2 separate regions of the Homo sapiens genome follow, and region 1 is linked to region 2. A link is a contact called in ENCODE Hi-C or POLR2A ChIA-PET data. All regions are on one chromosome and are shown on one strand. Each heading gives the region's core, a stretch centred on a gene start or an enhancer-like site at or near the end of the contact. The rest is flanking DNA. Distances are from core to core; before and after follow the strand shown.

The links. Hi-C counts contacts between places; a loop is a spot of excess contacts on that map. ChIA-PET counts read pairs that join two places held with the same protein, here RNA polymerase II (POLR2A). Pooled maps may share reads with other maps.
Region 1: a loop to region 2 is called in a pooled map, with 2.3 times the contacts of the local background. The contact joins the promoter of LINC00412 here to the enhancer-like site in region 2. A Hi-C loop is called at or near these places in 3 of 168 maps with a recorded cell type or tissue (heart left ventricle, right cardiac atrium and sigmoid colon), 2 of 37 single-sample maps with no recorded cell type and 2 of 50 pooled maps. POLR2A ChIA-PET finds 5 or more read pairs at or near these places in 7 of 52 experiments (CD4-positive, alpha-beta T cell, H1, PC-9 and 4 more).

Annotation. Positions count from the first base shown.
Region 1 is chr13:27,235,599-27,238,643 of GRCh38, reverse strand. LINC00412 (long intergenic non-protein coding RNA 412) reads left to right here and starts at 1,387. Exons shown (of 2, transcript NR_120429.1): 1 at 1,387-1,946; 2 at 2,057-2,362.
Region 2 is chr13:27,193,543-27,196,633 of GRCh38, reverse strand. No RefSeq gene overlaps it. Among named protein-coding and RNA genes, the nearest start is that of USP12-DT, 23 kb to the right of the region's middle. RefSeq lists an enhancer at 622-1,821. Within about 2 kb of position 1,258, at least 3 of the 41 ENCODE cell types and tissues checked have a DNase peak (open chromatin) inside an H3K27ac peak, as active enhancers do; they include Panc1, where a contact is called at or near this core.

The DNA.
Region 1 (3,045 bases), core at 138-2,637, 42 kb before region 2:
AGAACATCGTTTCTATTTTGTCCGGTACCTGGCAGCTGGTGGATACAAAGTGTATCCTGCTGTCCTTGGCCATTTCTCTCCTCCTAGCCCAGCCAAACTCAGAAGTCTGGTCTGTGCAGTCCTGAGTGTCACAGACTTGCAAGGGATCTGTGAGTCAAAACTGTTTTCATAATAATGCTAAGGCATGATATACTTTTACTTTTTTACCCTTGAGTCAAAATTTTTTTTTTTCTTTTTCCTTTTTAGAGCCAGGGTCTCGCTATGCCGACCAGGCTGACCTCAAACTCTTGGGCTCATGTGACCCTCCCGTCTCAGCCTCTCTAGTAGCTGGAACTACAGGCAAGAGTCATAGAGCCCAGCATCCATATCTTGTTAATGTATTTTATGTGACAAAGCAGGAAGTATGCATACAGCGCTGTAACATTGTGCTTTCCGATCAGTATGATGGTTGGCTGGAGGAAAAGTACTTGGCTATTGTTTGACTTGACAGCTGAACTTAGCCACCACTTTATTCCATTGAACAGTTTTTACGTGATAGATTGACAAACTATGGTGCTTCAGACTTGGATATTTGGCAGACATTTTTGAAAAATGAACTAAACCAGATTGCCACTTCAGTGAAAACAACTGATGATGTTTGTTGCCAATGAAAATTTGAGCTTTTAAGTGAAAATTCGTATTTTGGAAAACTTGTATCCACAACTGTGAGCTTTAGGGCTCCCCAAAACTTAGATACTTTTCTGATGAGATCAGTGATGATATTAACAAATATGTTTTGTTTTACTTTGTATAAAAAATGTGTCAGTATTTGGATGATCTGCATAACTGAGTGAACCCTATTTTCCAAATGACTGATACGTAATGTTACAAAATAATAAATGAGAAAACATCCATTTGAAGAGTAAAATAGATCAATAGGTTTTAATGTAACACAGTAGGAAAACTTCATTGCTAGGGTTTCAGATTTCACACTAATCTTTTTAAAAAATATGACACTTAAGGCCTGGTGCGGTGGCTCACGCCTGTAATCCCAGCACTTTGGGAAGCCGAGGCGGGCGGATCACCTGAGGTCGGGAGTTTGAGACCAGCCTGACCAACATGGAGAAACCCCGGCTCTACTAAAAATACAAAATTAGCTGGGTGTGGTGGCACATGCCTGTAATCCCAGCTACTCGGGAGGCTGAGGCAGGAGAATTGCTTGAAGCTGGGAGGTGGAGGTTGCAGTGAGCTGAGATGATGCTGCTGCACTCCAGCCTGGGCAACAAGAGTGAAACTCCATCTCCAAAAAAAAAAAAAAAAAAAAACCTGACACTTGAGCACTGGAATAGGATCAAATAAGGATAGATGCAGTTTTCTGGAAAGGTTATTCAAATACCTTTGGTTATTAAAAAAAAGATTGTAAAAAGGTTATTCTCCTTTTTATAACATCTGTGTGAGGCTGCATTTTCTTCATATTCCTGTACTTCAGCCAAACGGCATATGGCAATAGATTTGATGCAAAAGCAGACACGAATATCTCGTTATCTTTGATTAAGCTAGACATTAAGTAAAGACATTGGAAAACACTAAACATTAAAAACAACGCCACACTTCTTAACGTATTTTTTCTGGGAAGTATTGTTATAAAATGTTATTTATGTTAACATGTAGGGTTTTAAAAATTATTTTTATGTAAGTTAATGAGTATACAAATTCTTCATTTTAACTTCTGATATATGGTAAATATTGATAGATAAAAATCACACAAGCAAAAGTTGTCACTGATCCTCAGTAATTTTTTGACAGGTAAAGATTTCCCAAGACCAAAAAGCTTAGGAGCACTGCCCCATTCCACTGTTCTGCTGCTGGTTTTGCTTTGACTCTCCCAGAGGAAAACCGGGGTTGTCACTGGAAGTTCCTGAAGTAATCTCCTTTTTTAGCAAACTTTTCATTATTACACTATTTGGGTGAGTCCCAGACCAAAATATGCACGTTCTCATGGTGATCTTGCTTCTGCTAAGTTTTCCAGGAACACAGGCTCATGGGATTATTTTCATTTTGCTTTGTTTCTGGGCAGGTCATGGTACAACTTTGCTGAATTGCCTTGAACTGAAGTATTGGATTTTTACTTTAATTTATCCTGTGATTATGCTGATTTTGCTTCACTGATATTCTGTCATGTCCTTAGATTTCTAATGAAACTGCTCAGAAATCAACCAGGTAAAATTTTATGGGAAAGTTAGGTGGGGAACTAGCACTTGGTTATGTTTGTATAAAAAGAAACCCACAAAATTTTTTCTCAAAACAGTGTTTCTGGTTGTCAAATGAAATAGGGGAGCAATTAGACTTCTGTCTGGTGAGTAGATTAAAATATTTCTGCTGACTGCTATTGTGTCCTTTCTGTACCTCTGAGGTATCATTCAGATACTTGGCTGTCCTCTGATGGAATAAGAAGAATCTGTGGTTGAAATATTTTGACTATAGTACTTGCTGACAAAAGGCAAAAACCCTTTTAACAATTAGAAAAATTACTCTGGCTAAAGTTTCATATATGCCAGGAATATTTGAAATAGACCTTATTTTTTTGAAAACTGACAATATAACCACTATAATGAACCACAATGCCATAAAAATATTTCTGCATAATAGTTAATATGAAATGCCTTTAAAAGTTTTAGTACTGGGATTTGTAGCGGAAGCATAAAATGCAATGTGAAGAACATTTCTCAGACATTAGTTTAATGCTATTAATTTGTACTTAGATTTCAAAATCTATAGATGCAATTTTACTACCAATTATTTTCTTCAAACTATTTTTAAAATACCTATGATGCTTAAATTTTCACTTCTGTAGTACAGTCCTCTCTCTATATCTGGGGGAATTGCTTCCAGAACTACTCAGATACCAAAATTCATGAATGCTCAAGTCCCTGATACAAAATGGCATAGTATTTGCATATAACCTACACACATCCTCCTAACAGTTTAAATAATCTCTACATTATTTATTAATATGATACCTAATACAATGTAATGTTATATAAATAATTGTACCATATTATTTCT
Region 2 (3,091 bases), core at 9-2,508:
TGAGCTATGTATTGAATTTGGAAAAATATTCCATTAAATCATGGCAGATTTAATAACATAGAATATGTTCCCTTTTCTATGGGTTTAGTCATATTACTCGTTTCTGCAGTGCACCTATATACAAAACACAAAAGAATCATAGTTAACAGAATGAAGAGGTAAGGACAGTGGCAGAATTGAATAGAAATCAGGGAAGGAGAAGCGAGGTGGGAAGCCCTGTAGATGCCACATGTCCTCATCTTACAGAGTGGCTCTCAGGAGGGCTGAAAAGGGAGAGTGGTTACCCCTGGGGAGTGGGAGAGGAGCAGGCGCTGGGGGAGAGGAGGAAGGAGAGCTCTACTGCAGCCCCTGGCTTCTACAGGCTCCTGGCTTTGGTCTCTAGAGAAGCCAGATTCTCAACTACCACTGCCTGTTTGAGACCCACGGCCCCTGGTCCTAGTTTCTGCCTCATTCAGCTCTCTCTTGTTTCTGGTCCATGTAAATAATTGTCTTGTTTCTGAGCCATGCTATATCTTTTTTGGTTTTCTCTTTGTGTATTAGTTTGACATTGTTGAATGTGTGCAGCAGATGGCATGCATCTTATGGGGCCACCTTGACTGGAAAGCCATTATATTCCTTTTATAATTTAAAAAATGAGATCTTAAAATGCAGAAAGGGCATTCCTTTCTACTGGTAGGATCTCTTCTGCCACATACTGATATTGTTTAGTTATTATTTTCTGTACATCTGCAAAACCAGAGTGTATCTTTCAAATCAATATAGGATCTCTTTTCTGAACTCCAACACATGGTTATTCCATGAGGGAAACTGAGGCACAGAGAAGGAAATCATAGGAGTTCTGGTCGTTCACCCTCCCTCCACCTGTGAATGCCCCTCCCTCCCCGCAAACTCTCAAGCTTTGCTTTAGTGAAGAGCACATTCAAATACCACGGTGGTCAGAGATGCCAATGTATAATCCCCACGTGCTATATGTTTATACCATCTCCTGTATTTTGACAAGCATCCCCTTCAGCACATTTGTCCTTTCAGGTATCTTTAAGTCACTCCTGCTCCCGTTTCCTTCCGTTCAACCCCTAGTGGAGATGACCATACTCCTGGTCATCTTCCTCCTTCTTCTCCTGCTCCTACTCCCTCCTCCTCTGTGCAGAGACCTTTGTATAGCAAGGGATCATTATTTAGTCACCCTCTAGCCATCTCTTTCCCTGGCTGACTCATTCCTTAACAGTGCGTCCTAGGTCTTATTGTTTTGAGCTATTAGTCATCCTGGTGGCTTTTCTTTGAAATCTCCCCAAGTGCCTTCCCTTTCCTTTACGCTGTGGAGGTTGAATGGGACGCACACTCTGCCAAGCATTTCCAGGAGGGCTGAGGACATAATCTAGCTTATGATTCTATAAGACACAATAAGTAAACCATTGACAATTATACCCTAACAAATAAATAAACAAATAAGTCAATCTTGGGGCAGCCTTCCCTGTGTTTGAATATTTTCATTATGTTTCTTGCTCAGAGGCAGTTTGTTATCCACCCAGCTGGGGAATGGAATGCTCCTTTCCTCTCTAATATCCATTCTCTCCTTTGTTTGTGCTAGAACCCCCAGTTATTAGCTAGGCACACGCCCACCCAGAATAAAGACTATTTCCTAGCCTCCTGATTGCTAGACAAGACTATGAGACCAAATTTTGGCCAATGGGATGTTAATGGAAATGTTGGATGTAATAGCTGATAAATATTTTTATTTATTTCTTTATTTTGGAGACAGAATCTTGCTTTTACTGCTCAAGCTGGAGTGCAGTGGTGCCATCAAAGCTCACTGCAGCCTCAACCTCCTGGGATCAAGTGATCCTCCCGCCTCAGCCTCCTGAGTAGCTGGGACCACAGTTGTCAGCCATCATGCCCAACTAATTTTTAAAATTTTCGTAGACACAGAGTCTCCCTACATTGCCCATCCTGGTCTCAGTAACTCCCGGGCTCAATCAGTTCTCCTGCCTCAGCTTCCCAAAGTGCTGGAATTATAGGGGTGAGCCACAAAGGCCAGTCTGTGAAGTGTTTTTAAATGGTAAGGTGTAGGTTCATTTTTGCACCTTCCTCCTCCTCACTGCTTGGAAAAAGGAGATGAGATGGTAGGAGCCAAGCAGACTTCCAGGACCAGGAAGCCGACAGAGCAGGAGGGAGAAAGGAGCCTGAATCCAGGTGATTGTGCAATCTTGGGCTGCCTACTTTCCGGCTTATTTTATGTGTGAGAGAAACTAATTTCTGTATTTCTAAACTGCTGGGGTTTTTGTGTGTATGTGTCTGAGTGTGTGGGCATGGGGTGGGATGGTTATTTGTTTATTTCACGTAGCTAAACCTAATCCTAACTGATTCAATGGCCCTTAGAGAGTGTTTCTATTTTTTGCTTTGTTTTACTTGCACAGGCTATTATAGATTGAAAATGTCTAGCTGGTGGTAATTTACTTTCCTCTGTGTGTGACTAGCTCAGGTATACCAGATGCTTATTCTATACCCGGTACTTTTTATGTCTTGTCTCATTCAATCTTGACATAAACCTATGAAACTATTATTATTTCCATTTTAAATGAGCGTATACCAACACTCAGAGGTTAAGTAACATGTTCGAGGTCACAGAGATGGTAAATAGCAGACCCAGGATTTGCATCTGGGCGGCCTGGCTCCAGAGCCCCCTGTCTTGAGTGCCACACTGTGGAACTCTTTGAAAACTGACTCTATTCCCCAAGAACCTACCGAGAAGGTGTTAATAATAGAACCTCTCTTGAGTCCCTGCTATGTGCAGGTACTGCATTGTACAGAAAGCAGATTCTAGAAAGGCTGCCCAGTCCTGAGTGTAGGGAGAGTGACGTCGGTGAAGTGGCGAAGGGCTTGAATCGTGCTGCAGCCTTGCCTTGTCCCGGGCACCTTTCAGTGCTGCTGGCTTCTGCAGTTCCCTTTTCTCTTCACTGATTTTGAAATGGTGATTGATAGGGGACTTCTATTTTTTTTTTTTTTTTTTTTTTTGACAGTCTCACTCTTTTGCCCAGGCTGGAGTGCAGTGGTGTGATCTCGGCTCACCGCCTCCTGGGTTCCCTCCTGCCTT